Linked DNA regions of Homo sapiens: regions 2, 3 and 4 are each linked to region 1. A link is a loop called in an ENCODE intact Hi-C map of the cell type or tissue named here. Cell type or tissue: CD4-positive, alpha-beta T cell. All regions are shown on one strand. Each heading gives the region's core, and the rest is flanking DNA. Links, peaks and the distances in the headings are about the cores only. Region 1 overlaps ITGB1-DT (ITGB1 divergent transcript). Region 2 has its middle 91 kb from the start of EPC1. Region 3 has its middle 40 kb from the start of IATPR. Region 4 has its middle 130 kb from the start of KIF5B.

Evidence for each region. A loop is a pair of places that touch in the nucleus more often than their neighbours do. Peaks named below come from ENCODE experiments on the same cell type or tissue, not always from the same donor. Only the 100,000 strongest peaks of a DNase experiment are listed, where the experiment ranks them.
Region 2: it touches region 1 in a loop (3-fold over the local background); 9 of 110 quality-filtered maps call a loop at or near these places.
Region 3: a loop joins it to region 1, with 8 times the contacts of the local background. A loop is called at or near these places in 28 of 110 quality-filtered maps.
Region 4: a loop joins it to region 1, with 6 times the contacts of the local background. A loop is called at or near these places in 9 of 110 quality-filtered maps.

Annotation. Positions count from the first base shown.
Region 1 is chr10:33,005,919-33,011,411 of GRCh38, reverse strand. The region is part of intron 2 of ITGB1-DT (ITGB1 divergent transcript); the gene reads right to left. Among named protein-coding and RNA genes, the nearest start is that of ITGB1-DT, 26 kb to the right of the region's middle. In CD4-positive, alpha-beta T cell, for the core only: CTCF peaks have their summits at 2,302 and 2,503 (motif pointing right); DNase peaks (open chromatin) are centred at 1,081 and 2,491; H3K4me3 peaks cover 691 bases; H3K27ac peaks cover 2,641 bases.
Region 2 is chr10:32,253,599-32,259,091 of GRCh38, reverse strand. No RefSeq gene overlaps it. Among named protein-coding and RNA genes, the nearest start is that of EPC1, 91 kb to the left of the region's middle. RefSeq lists a silencer at 2,235-2,354 and an enhancer at 5,084-5,493. In CD4-positive, alpha-beta T cell, for the core only: CTCF peaks have their summits at 2,064 and 2,269 (motif pointing left); a DNase peak (open chromatin) is centred at 2,251.
Region 3 is chr10:33,153,648-33,159,140 of GRCh38, reverse strand. No RefSeq gene overlaps it. Among named protein-coding and RNA genes, the nearest start is that of IATPR, 40 kb to the right of the region's middle. In CD4-positive, alpha-beta T cell, for the core only: a CTCF peak has its summit at 3,088 (motif pointing right); DNase peaks (open chromatin) are centred at 3,160 and 5,022; H3K4me3 peaks cover 530 bases; H3K27ac peaks cover 727 bases.
Region 4 is chr10:32,184,404-32,189,691 of GRCh38, reverse strand. It overlaps the pseudogene PPIAP31. Among named protein-coding and RNA genes, the nearest start is that of KIF5B, 130 kb to the right of the region's middle. In CD4-positive, alpha-beta T cell, for the core only: no CTCF peak of the experiment used is centred there; no DNase peak of the experiment used is centred there.

The DNA of each region.
Region 1 (5,493 bases), core at 236-5,235:
TCTGTTCATGTCCTTTGCCCACTTTTTAATGGGGTTTTTTTTTTCTTGTAAATTTTAAAATCAATCTTCTTTATATGTCAATAGTATTATCATAAAATAGAAGTACTAATATTGCATTTCATGACACTTCTAGGTGCAATTATAAAAGTCATTTCTGGCTGGCTTATAATCCCAGCACTTTGGGAGGTCGAGTCAGGAGGCTAGCTTGAGCCCAAGAGTTTGAGACAAGCCTGGACAACAAAGTGAGACTCCCACCTCTACAAAAAGTACAAAATCAACCAGGTGTGGTGGTGCACACCTGTAGTCCCAGCTACTCAGGAGGCTGAGGCAGGAGGATCACCTGAGCCAAGGAGATAAAGGCTACAGTGAACTGTGATAGAGACACTGTACTCTAGCCTGGGCGACAGAGCAAGACCCTGTCTCAAAGCAGAAAGAAAAAATAAAAGTCACTTGTTACAACTATGCATTTAGATTTTCCTTAAACAATCAATTTATGCCTCTCTCTACTGCTTTTGTTTGATTAATACACACGATCATTCTAAATCAGTAGCATTGCATAACAATCTTGTTAACATCTATTTTCTAGGTATTTAATGGACTGATTTCATCAAGGCCATCCCTCTGAACTCCCTGAGTGTAGACATGATATTTTCATTTTACTACCCTGTGCTCCTGCCCAGCACACCCAAGCCTCAGGGCCCAAGCCAGGCATGGAAGAACAAAAGCATCCAAGGAGGCTTCATGGTGCAATTCCAGATGGAAAATGAATCCATCCTGTGGCCAGAGGAGGAACTACCTAGAAATTCTTCCCGACTCCGGTCATTCACTGACAACTCGTTAAAACACCCTTTCGCATGGCAGTGGTTTTTAATTATTCCTCATGTGCCTGTGAGCTCCAAAACCACAGGAGACCTTCCAGCAGGCTAGGAGGGCAGGAAGCAGTTGGAGCCACTGTGGTTTAAAGGAGTAAACAAGCCAGTTCAGGTATTTGGATGAGTGCAGAGGGCTGTGCCGGAGAATGTCATACATGCCCAAGCACTCGTTTGTGGTTTTCAAAAAGGACAAATGGGTGTGGGCTGAAAGTGTGGCATCGCCACCCAGAAAGAACTGAAATTGCCACCCAGGCTGCATAAGCACACACCCTGATTATCATCTGTTGTCTAGCTGCTCCTCACAATATGAGCTTGTGCTCGTTATCTAGAAATCGATCTGAAAATAAATACAGGCTTAGTGCATCACTCTATCAGTATGATGACCGTGGGGTGCACCAGGAAGGGGACTAGACAAGGAGGAAATACCCAGAGCTCCTGTCCTGGCACTGCCATTCCCAAGAACAAGTCTTGAAAATGCTCTGGGCTTCAGCGTCCTCGTTTGTAAATCAGGAATTACAATACCAGCTCCATCTTCCTTGCAGAATTATGAGCTGATAAAGAAAACCAATCGACAAGTATCTTACTGAGCTCACAGTGCTCCCAAACATGTAGACCCCGATGAGGGCTTGAAAAGGGATAAGAAATGGTATCTGGCCTGGAATATTTCCCAATAGATTTTGGATAAGATGAGACTGAAGCCTGTGTATCAATAGTAAACCATTTGACAAGTATTTGCACAAGCACACAGTTATAGAATATAACCTATAACCCTCATAGGATTACTCAGACAAGGGAGAGTGACATGGAGGGGCAACAGCTGGGCTGGATCCTACAGGATGAAAAGGCTTCATCTGGCAAAGGGAGGGAAGGACAGGACCCCATCTGAAGACTCAAAGGCTGCAATGAGCAACACTTCTTCAATGGGCCAGGGAAATGAAAATGTAAGGGTAGGATGACACTGGATTAAAGTAACAGTGAAATCAGATGGAGGAGGTATTTGGAAAGAAAGGGAAATTGAGTTCTAGGGTATTTTCAAAAAATAGTGACAAGTTTAAGGAAGATGAATCTAATGACAGTGTGTAGTCTGGTCAGAGCTAAGATGGAAACTGATATGGAAAAGCATCTATTGCTCACTCTTAGTAGCAGTAAGAAAAAAACTGGTAAGACTAGATGACTTACTAGATACAAGGGAAAGAGTTGGGTTAAAGTTCATTTAAATTTTTTAGCAGGGGGATTACAAGAACTTCTGCTCATTTGAAAGTCAGCAATACGTTCTTGTTTGCTTTGCTTTATTGGAGGATGGGGCCATTTAAAGCCATTGCTCCACATAGTATTCTGATTGCAATTGACTCATATGAATGACAATAATATTCCCTCACCAAGCACAGCTATTTATTACGTGGTTCTGTAAGTGTGGTTTTCTTCCCATCTTGATTTTGCATCAACTCCTGTTCTGTTTTGCAACAAGTCTTCAGCATTATATCATCTTGTTTTTTTTCAACCTGTGGAGCTCTGAAGCTCGGAAAGTAGAATCATCTCATAGAATCCAACAATCTTTATTTGAATCAATGCGGTTTCTGAAGTTTAGCTACCAGAGCATAGTGGCAAGGCGCAAATCCATTTTTGTCCACTAGGTGACAGACAAGAACTACTTTCTCTGCATCCCGCTGGAAAAATGAGAGCCACAATATGGAAAAACTAAGCACTGTGGCTCATACATTTCTATTTGTCTTCTGAACTTAGAAAAGGAAACACCAATTGGTATGCCCAATATCGCTCTGTAGTCCACTGAAAAATGCCGGAAGGGTTTTCAGACTACTGAGTTGGGGTACGGGTACTTTTGCTTTTTGTGTGGTTTTTTTGGAGTTTTTTGTTGCTTGATTGACGTCTTTGTGTTTTGTCCAGGTGAAAAATAGTGGCAGGAACAGATAATGAAGGTGGTAATGATAGTGTTATAAAGTGAGACTATATTGATTATAATGTATTAATTTTTAATTAATTCATTCATTAATTTTTTGCAGTCAGGGTTAAGGGGAGTGCCGGTGGGAAAGGCAGTGGGAATTGTGCAGGTGGAAGACATGATCAAGGTGAATAGCAATGAGACTGTTCCCAAAGGCCATACAGCCTTTGCCACCCTTTTCTAAAATTATTTTTTGAGACAGATTCTCATTCTGTTGCCCAGGCTGGAGTACAGTGGCACGACCATGGCTCATGGCTCACTGCAGCCTCAACCTCCCAGGCTCAAGCGATCCTCTCAGCTCAGACTCCCCAGTAGCTGGGACTGCAGGCGCACAACCCCACATCTGGCTTATTTTATTTTATTATTTTATTTTATTTTATATTTTATTTTATATTTTATTTTATTTTATTATTTTATTTATTTTATTTTATATTTTATTTTTATTTTTTATTTTATTTTATTTTATATTTTATTTTATTTTATTTTATATTTTATTTTATTTATTTTATTTTATTTTGTTTTATTTTATTTTATTTTATTTTATTTTATTTTATTTTATTTTATTTTATTTATTTTTTGAGACAGAGTTTCTCTCTTGTTGCCCTTGTTGCCCAGTCTGGAGTGCAATGGCGCAATCTCTGCTCACTGCAAACTTGGCCTCCTGAGTTCAAGCGATTCTCCTGCCTCAGCCTCCTAAGCAGCTGGGATTACAGGGGCCCGTCACATGCCCAGCCAGCTAATTTTTTGTATTTTTAGTAGAGATGGGGTTTCACCACGTTGGCCAGGCTGGTCTTAAGCTCCTGACCTCAGGTGATCCGCCCACCTCGGCCTCCCAAAGTGCTGGGATTACAGGCATGAGCCACCGCGCCTGGCCCTATTTTTACTTTATTTTAGAGACGGGGTCTCGCTATGTTGCCCGGGATGGTCTCCAACTCCTGGCCTCAAGTGATCCTCCTGCCTTGGCCTCCCAAGGTGCTAGGATTACAGGCAAGAGCCACTGTGCCTGGCCCCTTTTAGAAATGCCCTGGCAATCCAGACAGGGCTGAGAAACATGACTAAAAGTTACTTTACGGAGACATCTAGTTTATTCTTCTTCTGGATAGAACTATACTTAAATCAACAGTACAATGATGCTGACAGTGGGCTTCAAACCTGACTCTAATATTGAATTTCAGCTGGGCATGGTGCTCACGCTTGTAATCTCAGCACTTTGGGAGGCCAAGGCAGGAGGATTACCTGAGATCAGGAGTTCAAGACCAGCCTGGCCAACATGGTGAAATCGTCTCTCTACTAAAAACACAAAAATTAGCTCGGCGTGGTGGTGTGTGCCTGTAATTCCAGCTACTTGGGAGGCTGAGGCAGGAGAATTGCTTGAACCCCGGAGGCTGAGGTTGCATTGAGCTGAGATTGCGCCACTGCACTCCAGCCTGGGTGACAGAGCAAGACTCCATCTCAAAAACAAACAAAAACAACAACAACAATTGAATTGCTTCGAACAGTGGAGTAAGAATGGTTTTAATCAACATCCATTGAGTGTGTATTTTGTCTAACATACTCTACAGTTAGTATTCTTCAATTGATGTCATAACTATCACACCCACCCAAAGGAACTTAAAACTTACTGAAGCTTGTGAGACTGCTGCATATTTTTAAATATTCTAACAACATTCAGTTTTCTCCTACACACTTTCTAACAATATCGACAGCAAAATAAATATTGCTGCATTTGAAAATGAAATTTGAAAACAAACCTCTATTTACAACTCCCTTGGTAAAGTTTCTTTTTGTTTGTTTGTTGAGACAGAGTCTCGCCCTGTGGCCCAGGCTGGAGTGCAGCGGCGCCATCTCAGCTCACTGCAACCTCAGCCTCCTGAGTTCAAGCGATTCTCCCGCCTCAGCCTCCTGAGTAGCTGGGATTACAAGTGCACACCACCATGCCCGGCCTATTTTTCTATTTTTAGTAGAGATGAGGTTTCACCAAGTTGGCCAGGCTGATCTCGAACTCTTGGCTTCAAGTGATGTGCCCACGTCTGCCTCCCAAAGTGCTGGGATTACAGCCATGAGCCATCACGCCTGGCTCCCTTGGTAAAGCTTCTACTATTTTTAGGTAACTGTTTTGAAGATACGTTGTTTTCCTCTCCCAAAAAAGCAAGGAAGACCAGCTATTTAAAGCTAATGAGATCACATTAAAAAGATAGAAATAAATATTTTTACACATTTCCTTAAATCTCAGCATTCTGAATAACTTGGGCTTTCTTTTGATCAACTTCACTAGGAAAAAAACTAACTGATTTGGAGTGATGTTTCCACAAATAGGACTCCCATACATGCTTGCTCATGCCCTCCCTTGAACTTCCTCTGCTGCTTTCTATATATTTAAAGTGGAATGGAAGTTTATTACATGAAAGCAGATGGTGTTTGGCCCTTGTAAAGAAAACCTAAAACGCAGCATGGAGCGACATAAGCACAGTGCCTCCCCCTGCAATTATGTATTTACATCTAAGCTGTGCAATTTAGGTGTGACTTTGGGCAAGACATTCATCTGAGCCTCAGTTTCCCCGACGAGTAAAGGGCCTAGATCACTGACCCACACTTCACTAAGTTTTGGTGAGAATCGCGGGCGCTAACAGCACTCCAATTAAGGTCAAGCACTATGCAAAT
Region 2 (5,493 bases), core at 290-5,289, 750 kb after region 1:
GCAGCATTATTCACAACAGCCAAAAGGTAGAAACAAAGTGCCCATCAACAAGGAAAATGTGGTGTATACATACAATGGAATATTATTCAGCTTTTAAAGCGGAGCTTGCAGTGAGCCGAGATCGCCCCACTACACTCCAGCCTGGGTGAAAGTTCGAGACTTCGTCTCAAAAAAAAAAAAAAAAAAAAAAACAGAAAACAAAAAACAAAAAAACAGGGAAATCCTGTCACATGCTACAACATGGATGAACCTTGAGGACATTATGCTAAGTGAAATAAAAGTCACAAAAAGACAAATGTGGTATGATTCCACATATTGAGGTATCTAAAGTACTCAAACTCATACAAATAAAAAGCAGAAAGATGGTCGCCAGGGACCAAGGGAGGAGGAAATAGGAAATTGTTATTTAATAGGTATAGTGATTCAGTTTTACAAGAGGAGGCCAGGCGCGGTGGCTCACACCTGTAATCCCAGCACTTTGGGAGACCAAAGTGGGCAGATCACCTGAGGTTGGGAGTTCGAGACCAGCCTGACCAATATGGTGGAACCCCGTCTCTACTAATAATACAAAAAATTAGCCAGGCACGGTAGCGGGCGCTTGTATTCCCAGATACTTGGGAGACTGAGGTGGGAGAATTGCTTGAACCCAGGAGGCAGAGGTTGCGCGGTGAGCCGAGTCACTGCACTCCAGCCTGGAGTTTTACAAGATGAAAAGAACTCCGGACATTGGTCGCACAACAATGTGAAGATACTTAGGACTACTGAACTGCACAGTTAAAAATAAAGAAAGGCTGGATGCGGTGGCTGGGGCCTGTAATTGAGTGCTTTGGGAGGCTGAGGCAGGAGGATTGCTTGAAGAGTTTGAGACCAGACTCTTGCAAGAAAGCAAGACCCTGTCTGTACAAAAAATAAAAAAATTAGCTGGGTGTAGTGTGCCTTGTAGTCCCAGCTACTCGGGAGGCTGGGGCAGGAGGATCACTTGAGTCCCAGAGTTCAAGGTACCACTGTATTCCAGCCTTGGTGACAGAGCGAGATCGTGTCTCTAAATAAATAAATATATAAATATATATATATATAAAAAGATGTAACTTTTATGCCATATATATTTTACCACAGTTAAAAATTTCTGGCTAGATGCGGTGGCTCACGCCTGTAATGCCAGCATTTTGGGAGGCCGAGGTGGGTGGATCACCTGAGGTCGGGAGTTTGAGACCAGCCTGACCAACACTGAGAAACCCCGTCTCTACTAAAAGTACAAAATTAGCTGGGCGTGGTGGTGCATGCATGCCTGTAATCCCAGCTACGTGGGAGGCTGAGGCAGGAGAACTGCTTGAACCTGGGAGGCAGAGGTTGTGGTGAGCTGAGATTGTGTCATTGCACTCCAGCCTGGGCAACAAGAGCGAAACTCCGTCTCAAAAAAAGAAAAAAAAGAGTATTATTTCTGTTCACTGTCTTTTTTTTTTTTTTTTTTTTTTGAGAGAAAGAATGGGTCTCACTCTGTCACCCAGTCAGGAGTGCAGTGCAGTGGCACGACACAACCACAGCTCACTGCAGCCTTGAACTCCCAGGCTCGAGTGATCCTCCCACCCTAGCCTCCCGCATAGGTGGGACTACAAGTGCACACCATTACGACTGGCTGATTTTTATTTTTTTTATTTTTTGTTGCCAGGACTGGTCTCGAACTGTTGGGCTCAGGCGATCCTCCTGCCCTGGCCTCCCCAAGTGCTAGGATTACAGGTGTGAACCGCCACACTGGGACTGTTCACTGTCTTCTTTTGGAGCAAGAGGCTTGGGGAGAGGGAAGTAAAAAGGATCACAGAGACCTGGTGGGGGAAGTGTCAAGCCTACAGTTCTGTGTTTGGACCTCTATAGGTCTGCTGCATTTTTCATAGCTGTCCTTTCTGCCCAGGACAGCTTGGACCAAACCCCCCTCCAGCAGAAGTCCCTGGGCCTGGTCCAAGCCTACACATCCCACATCTCCATGCAAACACACCTCTTTAAATATTAATGATAGAGAGACGGGCCAAAGTTAGTGGCTCTGGAATTCATTCTAATGTAGATAGAGAGATGGCCCAAAGTTAGTGGCTCTGAAATTCATTCTAATGTAATCAAAAGCAAAAAGAGCCAGATCTCTGAGACCATAGGTGGTAAACTGGCCGATAAAACATTCTACATTCTCGCTAAACATTTGGTAATTGCCTGCTAATTTGGCCACTTGATTAGTGATGGGGGAAGTCACTGGTGCCGCCTAGTGGCAATCTTTGGGAACGAGCGAAACCGCATAGCTGCCCAGAAATCGTGGACAATGAAAGGCCCAGTTAGGTGACAAAGTGCAAAAACAGAGTGTACCATTTTGCCTCCACTTGTGTTATCAAGAGGGATAGAGATTGGGAACAGGGCTACACATAGACTATCTCTAGAAACGTCACCATGTGATTGGAATGCTTTAAAGTGTTTTTAAGCAATAGATACAGTTTTTCCTTGTGTAAGGAGAGATGGATCACATGGCAAATGCTTACTGAGGCTGTGCCAGCCACTTTTGGACACTGTTTCTCAAAGTCTGGTCCTCCGACCACCCGCATAGGAATCACTTGACACGCTGATAAAAATGCATATCCTGGCCGGGTGCGGTGGCTCACGCCTGTAATCCCAGCATTTTGGGAGGCCGAGGTGGGAGGATCACTTGAGGTCAGGAGTTCGAGACCAGCCTGGCCAACATGGTGAAACCCCGTTTCTACTAAAAATACAAAATTAGCTGGGCGTGGTGGCTTGGGCCTGTAATCCCAGCTAGGAAGGCTGAGGTGGGAGAATCGCTTGAACCTGGGAGGAGGACGTTGCAGTGAGCTGAGACCATGCCACTGCACACCAGGCTGGGCAACAGAGTGGGATTCCATCTAAAAGAAAAAAAAAAAAAAACCTGGGCGCGGTGGCTCACACCTGTAATCCCAGCACTTTGGGAGGCCGAGGCAGGCGGATCACCTGAGGTCAGGAGACCAGCCTGGCCAACAAGGTGAAACCCCGTCTCTACTAAAAATAAAAAATTAGCCAAGTGTGGTGACATGCAACTGTGGGCCCAGCTACTCAGGAGGCTGAGGCAGGAGAATCGCTTGAGCCCAGGAGGTGGAGGTTGCAGTGAGCCAAGATGGCACCACTGCACTCTAGCCTGGGTGACAGAATGAGATGCTGTCTAAAAAAAAAAAAAAAAAGCATATCCCCTAACATCATGCAAACCCTACAGAATCCGTGTCTCTGGGAGTGAACATGCAAAACAAGCTCTCTAGGTGAATCTTATGAACAGTTTTTGAGAACCACTTGGATTCAAACAAGTGTAAGAAATTGAAGTGGGAGACTCGGCAACATAGAGAGACCCCCATCTCTACGAAAAATTAAAAATTAGCCCCACACATGTGTGGTCCCAGCCACTAGGGAGGCTAAGGTGAGAGGATTACTGGAGCCCAGGAGATGGAGGCTGCAGTGAGCTATGATCACACGACTGCACTCCAGCCTGGGCAACAGAGCAAGACCCTGTCTCAAAAGAAAGAAAAAGAAAGAAGAAAGAAAGAAAGAAAGAAAGAAAGAAAGAAAGAAAAAGAAAGGAAGGAAGGAAGGAAGAAAGAAAGAAATTCAAATGGTTTATCATTGTTGGTATAGCTGCCTGTCACTGAAATTCTTGTGTATAATCTGACCCAGATGAAAGGAGTCCAAGGGGACAGGACTATTAAATCTGTGTGATCCTTCACGGATCCTCTTCCGGAAAAAGGACAAGAGTGGGAAAATTGATGAAATTCGAAAAGTGTCTGAATTAGTTAATAGCATTGCTACACTGCCAATTTCCTTGTTTTGATCATTGACCTGTGATGATATCTCAAGTATTAACTTTTAGGGAAATTGGGTGAAGGCTCTGTGGAAATTCTTTGCACTACTTTTTTCCTAGCTTCTTTGCAAGGACAAAATTTTTTGAGAATAAAAACTTACAATTTTTAAAAAAAAATTCAGTTTCCCATTTGGTAAGGGAACTTGTTAGGAATATAGATTCTCGGCCAGGTGCAGTGGCTCATGCCTGTAATCCCAGCAGTCTGGGAGGCCAAGGCAGATGGATTGTCTGAGGTCAGGAGTTCCAGACCAGCCTGACCAACAAGGTGAAACCCCATTTCTACTAAAAATACAAAAATTAGCTGGGCGTGGTGGCAGACACCTGTAATCCCAGCTATTTGGGAGACTGTGGCAGGAGAATCGCTTGAACCTGGGAGGCGGAAGTTGCAATGAGCTGAGATTACGCCATTGCACTCGAGCCTGGGTGACAAGAGTGAGACTTCGTCTCAAAAAAAAAAGAAAGAAAGAAAGAAAGAAATACAGATTCTCAGCAACACCCCCAAGAACTAATCCAGAATCTACAGTTTAATTAGAGATCCCCAGAGGGATCTTGTGGATTCTCATTCATATGCTCACTGAATTCTCAGAAAGAAAACTGTACCCATATCCTCATTTTATTGATGTGGGAAATGAAACTCAGAATCATCACCTGTGGGTGCGGTGGCTCATGCCTGTAATCCCAGCACTTTGGGAGGCCCAGGTGGGAGGATCACTTGAGCCTAGGAGTTCAAGACCAGCCTGGCCAACATGATGAAACCCTGTCTCTACTAAAAATACAAAAATTATCCAGGCGTGGTGGCACACACCTGTAATCTCAGCTACCCAGAAGGCTGAGGTTGGAGGATCACCTGAGCCCGGGAATTTGAGGCTGTAGTGAGCCATGATTCTACCACTGCACTCCAAGCCTGGGTGAAGGGAGTGAGACCCTGTCTCAAAAATAGAATCATCACCTGAGCAAATAAGTGGCCCAGATTTGAACCCATGTCTAGCTGACACTAAAGCCCATTCTTTTAATAAGCTGCCTGCCATCTGGTGCAGATATAAAATTTATTATCACATGCAAGCCTGGGACTCAGTTCCTCCAAACCCTGTTTTCTGGTTTCGTGCCTGAAGGCAGAGAGATGCATTGGAGAGAGCCCTGCACTGCCCTCCAGAGCCACAGTCTGGTCCCACATCATGCCACACTGCAGTCCTGGAGGTTGCCAAGGCCTTGCAGGAACTCAGCCTCCTCCTCTGCAGGGTAAAGGGGCAGGACAGACACTGGTTCACACTGTCTTCCACAGCTCTGGCAGTTAGCTTCTGGTTACCTTTATCCAGGCCCTACGGGTCACTGGGGCAGTGGGGTAGGGAGGATAGCCCCCCATATGTGCTTTCATCTCAGCTGGCCAGTGGAGGTCTTCAGACCCCAAGAAGTGGGTGACACCTCTCATTGGTGTCCTTTCCCCCTCCTGTGCCCCAAATACTGCACGCTTCTCTTTTCCCAGACCCCTGGCCTTTACCTCCTGCCAATAAGATTATCCTCTCAACTAGATGCCTGGGGCAGAAAGACCTAAATCAACAAATGCTCTTTGCAGTGTTTGCTGGAACAGCTTGCAGATCACAGACTGGTGCTCCCAGCCT
Region 3 (5,493 bases), core at 234-5,233, 150 kb before region 1:
ATTCCAGGCCCCAAACTAAAAACTCCTCCCATTTTTTGGTACCCAGCAATTCACCTTTTTTTTAAATGAGTATTTTTATGTATTCATTTATTTGCTTGTTTGTTTCTTTAATTTCTATTGGTTTTGGGGGGAACAGGTGTTTGGTTACATGCGTAAGTTCTTTAGTGGTGATTTCTCATTTTGGTGCACCCGTCACCTGAGCAGTGTACACTGTACCCAATGTGTAGTCTTTTACCCCTCACTCCCCTCCCACCCTCTCCCCCCGAGTCCCCAAAGTCCATTGTATCATTCTTTTTTTTTTTTTTTTGAGGCGGAGTCTCACTCTTTCGCCCAGGCTGGAGTGCAGTGGCGCGATCTCGGCTCACTGCAAGCTCCGCCTCCCGGGTTCACACCATTCTCCTGCCTCAGCCTTCCGAGTAGCTGGGACTACAGGCGCCCGCCACCGCGTCCGGCTAATTTTTTGTATTTTTAGTAGAGACGGGGTTTCACCGTGTTAGCTAGGATGGTCTCGATCTCCTGACTTCGTGATCCACGCGCCTCGGCCTCCCAAAGTGCTGGGATTACAGGCGTGATCACGCCACCGCGCCCGGCCAGTCCATTGTATCATTCTTATGCCTTTGCGTCCTCATAGCTTAGCTCCCACTTACGAGTGAGAACATACTATGCTTGGTTTTCCATTCCTGAGTTACCTCACTCAGAATAATAGTCTCCAATCCCATCCAGTTGCTGCAAATGCCATCATTTCATTCCTCTTTACGGCTGAGTAGTATTCTATGGTATATCTGTTTATATATCTATATCTATCTATCTACCACATTTTCTGTATCCACTCATTGATTGATGGGCATTAATGACTTCTTTTCCTCTGGGTAGATACCCAGTAGTGGGATCAGCTTCTTTTTTTTTTTTTTTTAGTCTTGTCCTAAGGCAAACCCATAGGCTTATTTAAGGCAAAGCAAGATTACAGATCTTTAATATTCTTCATTGATCTCTTCTCTGTGGCTCTTCCTTGGAAGAATCGTTTTGAGCTAATTCTTACTGTCCTACGGCAGGGCAGGCTCCTTCCTAAGCCAAGGTCAAGCAAACACTTACCAAGACGCAAGGAAGAGGTAAAGGTGCCTTGGTGCCCCCTCTCTCCGTAAGTGCAATTAGACAGTTGCCCATTTCAATCTGAATATATACAGCTTGACTAACTGACTCGCAGCCATGCCGTCCATTCATTTCCACTTGAATATGTACCATCCCCTGAAGTTTATTATAAAAAAATTGACCCGTACCAGGTTTTTCACTATCAGAGAAAGAATCAATGCAGTAACCTTGAAATAAAATTTTAAAAAATTATGAATGTCTGTGGCAGTCATTTTTCACCATTTTGTGGCCTTACATTTTTGTGGCTTTTGCTCATTTTAATATGCTGCTTGGGTGCCATGATCCCTTTTTGACAGAGAAAAAACAAAGGTGGTAACCACCTGACCAAGTTCACCCAAATAAACACATAATGGCCAAGGCAGAAATGAAACCTGGCTCCTTGCAGAGAAACCTGACTCCTGAAATTCACTGTCACTTGTTTCAACTCTTTTTTGTACTCAGCCTTGTCTCAAAGACTAATGGTCTCTATTTCTGTGCAGCTCCAGGAGGAGTTGTTAGTGAGACACAGAGTGGAGGGAAGAATAGGATTTCAGAGGGGACAAGAAGGAAAATGCCGGAATCTTGCAATATTAAATCATGGAAATGGAGATGGGAACATATAAGGTCCCGTAATCTTAGAGGTTCACATAGCATTAGCTCTTCAAGAAATAGTATCGGAATATGATGCAATCCCAGTGGGACTGAAAATGTGTCATTTCCTGTTGAGGAGCAATGACTTTTAGGTATTTGGTGCCAATGTGTCTGCATGCTGTTCTAATAGGAAAGAGAACAAGACATTGGTGGGGATCATTGCTGTCAGAGAAGACTCAGGAGTATATGGTCCTTCCTAGCACACTCGAGGGTAGGGTCTCTGGATGATACTACAGAGCATTTTCACCTCCTCTGGTATGAAGATTTTCAGAAAACCAGCTGGTGACCATCTCACTCCATACATAAAGGAAGTGTGGGCAAGATGGTGTAGAGGAAACCCAGCAATGGACTGGACTGATTGAAGAAAAGAATCAGGAAAGAAAAGCCGTTCCTCAAGAGCCTCCTAAGGAATCTTGGTTATTTAAGATATTTCTATAGAGACGATGGTATAGACTAATGTTTATGGGAAGTGCCATATACAACTACATCCCTCTTGAAGAATCTCAGTGTATCTCACCACACTAAAGCCATTTTGATATGCTAAAGTACACTTTAATCCAGAATTCCCCAAATTTACTTACTCATGGAAAAATTTGCATATTCAATACTTTGATAATGTCCCCATTCTAAGAAATGGTTGAATAGCAATAGACTAAGAAACATATTTGTTTGTACAAATGAATATCAGGGCACATTATGGTTAGAAACTTTACCCCAAGATGTAAAGAAGTGATTCTTGAGACATTTGGTCTCATTGAGCAAATAAAGGACCAAAAAAAAAAAAAAAAGCCTTAGAACAGTCTCGATATGCAAGACTGCGATGTGCGATGTACAGGAATCTCTTAGGGAGAAATTCTTGGCCAGAATTTACAACTTGTTCCCTATCCGTTTCTATCAACAAATGCTTCATGCTAATGAGTCTGGCGTTATCACTCATCATCATCTCCATGTTAATCACCGTGATTGCCTCAGTTGTGCGTTTATAACACTAAGTTAAACAATGCAGACAACACTTTCTTCTTCCCTGACTGTGACAGTGTATCATAATTGAGTCATTTCTGCCCCCCTGGTCACCTTGGTATTCTCGGAAGTGCATTCTCTGTATATTAATCCTCTAGTTAAATATTGATAGCAAGCCTCTGCCTTCATATTTACTTTGTTGCTCCATTATTGCTACATACGTGGTGATTATTTGTTTCTGTCTTTTCAGCCTGTTTAATCAGGACTGAGTCAACGTTCTCTATGTTTAACCTTCTTGTCCAATCATTGTTGGAGAGTGTTTTGGAGAATATTCTGAAATCAGCTTGGAAAGAATTCTCTGCACTTGGTGTATGCCCCATCATAACCAGTAGGGGTCAGAAGGGCATTTCTCTCTGGGGTCAGGTGGTTGGTGGTGAGAAAGCAAAGTCCTGGAGGCATTGTCTTGGGTTGAACATCTCTCCTTAAACATTGTCTCCAAAAAGTAGATGAGAGAGAGAGACAGAGAGAGAGAGAGAGAGAGAGAGAGAGAGAAATGTCACAGGGCCAACCTGACAGCTCTTGTGTTTTTAATGGAGTGTTGGCCCTGGAGCTCTCACAGGATATGAATTTGCAACAAAAGTGGCTATCCCAAAAAGGGCTATGGAGTGGCAGAAAATGTGCCTGCCAAAAATAGAGACCTGGGTGCGATCCCTGGTCTTGATGAGTGTCTATTGGAGATTTCTGGGCAAGTAACTGAACTCTTTCCATTTGTGCCAGCTGATCACGGTCTTGTGAGAGCATTAAGTGATACATGAACAGGGAGCATATTTGAAAATACACCATTCTCTGCTACTACAGAAAGATGCACTAAAGCATAGAAATGGAAATATCATCCTTGAAGGCAAGCAAGTCATTCTGCTTTAATGAGAATGGTGTGTGTGGTGGCAGTCTTCAGCTCCAAACTGAAAGCTGTGAACCACCCCCAGAGCAGAAAGACCACCATTGCTTCCCATATGTGTGTATTTTAGGAAGGGGTGATGATTAAGTCTTAGACACCATTTTTGTCACTACCAAAAGAAAAAGACTAAACAGATGTTCTCTGGGCCCTTTCCAAGCCCTGGTTTATTTTGTTCATCAGTGACTTCGGAAGTCTCTTCCCGACCCTTCACTCTTGCAGAAGAGAGGCAAGTAAGAAGTGAATCTTTCAGAAGATGACAATCTGATTTCCAACAATAGTGTCTTGCAGTTTAAAGATTTTAAATAAGTATCATTTGCAAATACATTGTTTAAAGTTTCCCCAGAGATTGCTAGTAAGGCGAATAGCCCTTTGCATTGGTAGAGAAGGAGGACAGAGTCCTAAGTTTTCCAGCGATTTTCAGGTGATCCCTTCCATTCTCCAAGTCCAGGGGAATTTGAGGCTTCTGTGGCATTAGTGATGCCGACAGGCATAAAAACTGAAATCTGAATATCTAAGCTCTGAGTAGTCTGCTTGTTTTGTGTTTGACCCATTATTCAATGGTTGGTGAGTATTTGCCATTCCTCTAAAACTTCGTATTTTGTCACGTTGCCATACTTCTGGAAAATGCCTGGAATACTCCCTCCCCATTCCCTTGGGATTTTCTACTCATTCTTGGAGCTGCAGCTCAAATTTTCCATTCAATGAGATTCTTCTTTGTCCCCGCAAGTGAGAGAGAGAGAGACAGCCACCATCTGTGTCTCCAGAGGGCCTTGTACAGGCGCTATTTATAGCAGCATCATATTATAATTAAATTATGTATTTGTTTTCTGTATTTGTCAGGCTATGGTCAATAAAATAAAGCCCTTTCCAGGTAGTTCAACAGGAGGAATTTAATGCAATAAGCCAGTTACAAAGATGTTGAGAGAGTGAATAAACCAAAGAAGACGTAAGGGGGCATCTCAGATTTTAGTTACACTAGGAAGCTGCTAGCAGTCACAGGGCTAAAAGAACAAAGGTAAAGCATAAGCTGTTACCAGAGCCCAGCAGTCAAGGCTCCCTGGCTAGATCTGGTCCAGTGGAACTAGGATCACTGGAACACCACCTGAAGCAAAGAGAGATGGGGATGATTCTCCCACCATCTACCCAATACCCATCCTCCAATCTCAAGCCAGTGTCCCCACGGCCTTAAACAGAGACCAACGCCTGTTGCTAAGGCTATCTGGGAAATGCAGATTTCAGAGAATGGCCAAGGACTGGATGTGACAGCAAAGAAGCAAGTAACTGCCTCCCATACCCATCTCTCTCAGTAGACACAGAGTTTCATTCTGATTTCTCCAGCACAAGAAAGATACTACACGAGTTTGCTGAGTAAAGTGCTGAACTGAAAGTAAGATCCATTTCCTTTGTATTCTTGTCAAAGGAGCTTATGCCTCTTTAGAAAAATAATACCAACCTTCTTAGCCTAGCCTAAACCATTTTCTTTTTTCCTCCCTTCAGTTACGGTGTTTCCATCTTTGTCTGTTGGCTTTGTACAGTCTACACATTCTCAAACTTCCAGGAGGATGAGAAGCCACTGGTAATCTTGTTTGAAATTTGCATTGAATTTAGTTCTCTGCTCCCAAGGGCCCTGCTCTGTAGGCCAGTCAGGCTAAGAAAGGAGCTGCTTTGCTCTCAGAAACTTTTTAAGTCTTTTCGTTACCAATTTGCCAGCGTGAGCACATAATGAGGTCTTGGAGTAGCAGATAGGGAATTCGTTTCTCAGCCAAGTGGCTGAACTTGTAGCCATCAGATCGTGG
Region 4 (5,288 bases), core at 289-5,288, 820 kb after region 1:
TTACACTATTCAAGCATGCTCTTTTCCTGGTAGAATTTTTTCTGCTTTCTGGATAAAGACACCCAGTGTCCAAAAAGTGAACAGCATGGGAATATGGAGACTTATCAGATGGAACTTTGACCTCCAAAGAGGCTTTGCTGCATCTTTTCTTCCTTCCTTGTCTGTTTTGTCATTTCCTATTTTTTTTTTTTTTTTTTTTAGACAGAGTCTTGCTCTGTCACCCAGGCTGGAGTGCAGTGGCAAGATCTTGGCTCACGGCAACCTCCACCTCCTGGGTTCAAGTGATTCTCCTCCCTCTGTCTACAGAGTAGCTGGGATTACAGGTGCCCACCACCACGCCCAGCTAATTTTTTTTTTTTTTTTTAAAGTAGAGACGGGGTTTCACCATGTTGGCCAGGCTGGTCTACAACTCCTGGCTTCCAGTGATCCACCCACCTCGGCATCCCAAAGTGCTGAGATTACAGGCATGAGCCACCATGCCTGGCCTATTTTGTCATTTCTTATTTTCATTTATTTGGTTCTTTTTATCTGGCAGTGTTGTAGGAGTTATTAAGAAATTATTGGCTGGGTGCGGTGGCTCACAGCCTATAATCCCTGCTCTTTGGGAGGCCGAGGCAGGTGGATCACTGGAGGTCAGGAGTTCCAGACCAGCCTGACCAACAAGGTGAAACCCCATCTCTACTGAAAAATACAAAATTAGCTGAGCATGGTGGCAGGCATCTTTAGTCACAGCTATTCGGGAGGCTGAGACAGCAGAATTGCTTGAACCCGAGAGGTGGAGGTTGCAGTGAGCCGAGATTGTGCCACTGCACTCCAGCCTTGGTGATGGAGCCAGACAGACGCTGCTGCCGAGGAAAACCTTGTATTATTAGGCATGGTCAACCCCACCGTGTTCTTCGACATTGCCATCGACGGCGAGCCCTTGGGCCGCGTCTCCTTTTAGCTGTTTGCAGACAAGTTCCCAAAGACAGCAGAAAATTTTCGTGCTCTGAGCACTGGAGAGAAAGGATTTAGTTATAAGGGTTCCTGCTTTCACAGAATTATTCCAGGGTTTATGTATCAGGGTCGTGACTTCACACGCCATAATGGCACTGGTGGCAAGTCCATCTATGGGGAGAAATTTGAAGATGAGAACTTCATCCTAAAGCATACAGGTCCTGGCATCTTGTCCATGGCAAATGCTGGACCCAACACAAATGGTTCCCAGTTTTTCATCTGCACTGCCAAGACTGAGTGGTTGGATGGCAAGCATGTGGTCTTTGGCAAAGTGAAAGAAGGCATGAATATTATGGAGGCCATGGAGCGCTTTGGGTCCAGGAATGGCAAGACCAGCAAGAAGATCACCATTGCTGACTGTGGACAACTCGAATAAGTTTGACTTGTGTTTTATCTTAACCACCAGACCATTCCTTCTGTAGTTCAGGAGAACACCCTTCCACCCCATTTGCTCGCAGTATCCTAGAATCTTTGTGCTCTTGCTGCAGTTCCATGTTTTCCTTGTTCCCTCCCATGCCTAGCTGGATTGCAGAGTTAAGTTTATGATTATGAAATAAAAACCAAATAACAAAAAAACAAGAAAAGAAATTATTTTAGTCAGATAGAGACAAAAGGGGTCCTTTGGAAGTTTTCGTTTTTTAAAGCATCTCTGGAAAAGTTTCTTGTAAAGCCCCAGCTCTTAGAGCCAGGCTGGCAACCTTTGATAAGCAAATGATGGCCATTAGAAACTGGGTCCACCCAAACATGGCCATTCCTGCAGCCTTCTTGCCCTTGCCCCACATGTTCCTGGCAATATGGCCGCCCCCGCATATCCCCACATGTGTAGAACATCATGGCACCCTGTATTTGCATATTAAAAAGCTAGGGTGGGAGAGCCAGCTTTTTCACGGGCTACGTGAATGACATGCCTGGCCAAACCAATCCCCTGAGCCCTATGTAAATCAGACACCACCTCCTCCAGCCTCTGTATATATACCTGGCTGGTATCCGTGGCAGGTGGGGTTTCCTCTTTTGGCTTTAGAGGCCCCCCTCCCTCTGTCTCTGTATGGGGGAGGGTCTTCCTTCTGTCTTCTCCCTTCCTTCTTGCCTATTAAACTCTCCAGTCATTAAAACTACTCCACGTGTGTCCCTGCCGTTTTTTCTAATTCAACTTGAGAGGAAGAACCTGGTGTTCCTTCACTCATTGGAGCTGTATCAGCAGCTCCACTTAACTTAAATCTCAGAGCTAAAAATGTTGCCTTAAAGAAATTTTTTTAAAGAACAGGTTTAGAGAAATTAGTGGTCTCAAAACTGGAGTAGGGACTTAATTTTTGTCAAGTTAGGGTTGTAGGAGAAACCAGGAAAAGTATTACTGTTCTCTCTACAGCTAAGACAGAGATTTAGGGGGATATGCTGAGGCACACCACTTCCCTAAATTTAGTAACTTGCTAGAGAGCTCCAAGACTCAATAGGAAATTATACTCATGGCTCAGATTTATTACAGCCAATGATACAGAATAAAAGCAAGCAGGAAATAGACATGCAATGGAGGAGTCCAGAGAGGTCTCACACAGGCTTCGGATGTCCTTCCCTGTCCGAGACCACAGGAGTGCTTTCTTTTTCTGGCAGCAAAACTACACTACAGGAACGTGTGTGGAATATCTCTATCCAGGGAAACCCACTGGAGTATCAGGGTGCAAGGTTTACTGGGAGAGGATGGTCACATACGCATATTCTCTTAGCAACCAGCCATGGCAACCAAAATTGAGAACCCAACACAGAATCTAGGTGCCCATCCTCAATCTTGATTTTTTTTTTTTTTTTTTTTGAGACAGAGTCTTACTCCGTCACCCAGGCTAAAGTGCAGTGGCGTGATCTCGGCTCACTGCAACCTCTGCCTCCTGGGTTCAAGTGCTTCTCCTGCCTCAGCCTCCCGAGTAGCTGAGATTACAGGCGCATGACACACCAGGCTAATTTTTGTATTTTTCTTAGTAGAGATGGGGTTTCACCATGTTGGCCATGCTGGTCTCTATCCCTGACCTCAAGTGATCCTCCAGCCTCAGCCTCTGCCTCCCAAAGTGCTGGGATCACAGGTGTGAATCGCCACGCCCGGCCACTCATTTCTGATGTTTGTGTGAAGAAATTTCACCATCTGATCTGGCACAGTCCATTGCTCCTGGTGTGTATGAGAAAATCACCAATCACTAACTATCACAAAGAACATTCCAAGGGCCACATTCCCAGAGTTGGCCAATGGTCAATCATGGTACCCTGATATATGCAAGGAGTAGGCTACCAGATCTGCTTGTTAACTCTTTCCTCCCAGGAGGGCACTAGTAACTCCAACTGGTGGCACCAGAAAGTCAGGAGCTGAAAATATACAACTATGACCCAGGTTGGTCAATTAGGTTCTCCTATAAAATTGACTGTCCATCAACTATCAACAGAAATACTAATTCATCACTAATTTAAATTCATTAACAGATATGACATTCCAAACAAAATTAAAAGAAGGAAATATATTTACGCACAAGTAAAGTATCGTCCTCATCCTAGAGGAAATATAAATGAAAGGCATTTGAAAATGATAAGCATTAGGTAAGTGTGACCCCTGTTAATGCCCCGCAGGACTGGCAAACAGGCTCAGGCCTTCCCTACTAAGAACCCAGCCTGCTTAATGGATGATCTCAGAGGCAGATAAGTGCACTTCATGGTCAGAAGCTTCAGACCCCTGTCCCCTCTTCCCTGTTCCCTGAGCCTGAACAAGACAGCTGTGGAGTTTTGTCTTGATGACTTTTTTTTTCGAGATGGAATCTCGCTCTGTCACCCATGCTGGAGTGCAGTGGTGTGATCTTGGCTCACTGCAACCTCCACCTCCGAAGTTCAAGCGATTCTTGTGCCTCAGCCTCCCGAGTAGCTGGAATTACAGGCACCCGCCACCACGCCCGGCTAATTTTTTGTATTTTTAGTGGAGATGGGGTTTCACCATGTTGGCCAGGCTGGTCTCAAACTCCTGATCTCAAGTGGTCTGTCTGTTTTAGCCTCCCAAAGTGCTGGGATTACAGGCATGAGCCACCACGCCTGGCTTCTTGATAACTCTCTTTAGCTGAAAGTCACTCATTCCTTGACCCACTCGCATTTCCAGCGGATACTCAAACTAGGTGCCTTTTCTCAAAGAGAACTGCATTTACTTTTCCAAAGAGATTTTTTTTTTGAAAATTTCCCCCTAAATTCATTCTTACTGTAGGCTTCTTTGTCCAAATCAGAAACAGAAATTGCATTACCCTCGGCCACCCAATACTATGTTTAGCCACCTTAGATGTTTAGATATTTGAGATGATCTAATCCAGTTTTCTCATTTCCAGGTACAAACTTTTATTTTTATTTTAGACCTGGGGTCTTGGTCTGTAGCCAGATTGGAGTGCAGGAGTGCAATTCTAGCTCACTGCAGCCTCAAGCTCCTGGGTTCAGGTGATCCTCCCCTGTCAGCCTCCTGTACCTAGGACTACAGGAGCGCACCACCATCCCAGCTATTTTTATTTCATTTTATTTTTTCTTTTTTATAGTCTCTAATTGAAGTTATTTATTTAGTTAGTTAGTTTTTGACAGCTCTGTTACTCAGGCTGGAGTGCAATGGTGCGATCTCAGCTCACTGCAACCTCTGACTCCTGGATTCAAGCAATTCTTCTGCCTTAGCCTCCCAAGTAGCTGGAATTACAGGTACACACCACCACATCCAGCTAATTTTTGTATTTTTAGTAGAGGCAGGGTTTCTCCATGTTAGCCATGCTGATCTCGAACTCCTGACCTCAGGTGATCTGCCCACCTCAGCCTCCCAAAGCGTTGGGATTAGTGGATCACCACGCCCGACCTCTAATTGAAGTTAAAATGTATTTTTTTTCTTTATTTTTTGTAGAGGCAAGGTCTCTCTATGTTGTCCAGGCTGCTCTCAAACTCCTGGCCTCAAGCAATCCTCCCACCTTGGCCTCCCAAAGTTGGGATTACAGGCATGAGCCAGTGCACCCAGCCTTCAGATACAGATTGAAACCTGAGGCCACCTAACCTATCCAAGGTCCCACAACTTACGGGTGACACCTGCCTCTTGTCCTGCAACCTCATGTACTACCTCCCACCGCACACAGCATGCTGGGGCCTCTCATGGAACAGCTGACCTAGGCCCACCAACCTGGTGTCATAACAGGGTTCTACAATGTCTTCGTTATCTATTGATGGATTTGAAATGCTTAGGGGGGATATTGTAATGGACCCGGCAAATGGTGGCTTGGCAGCCACGATCATAAATTCACTTGACT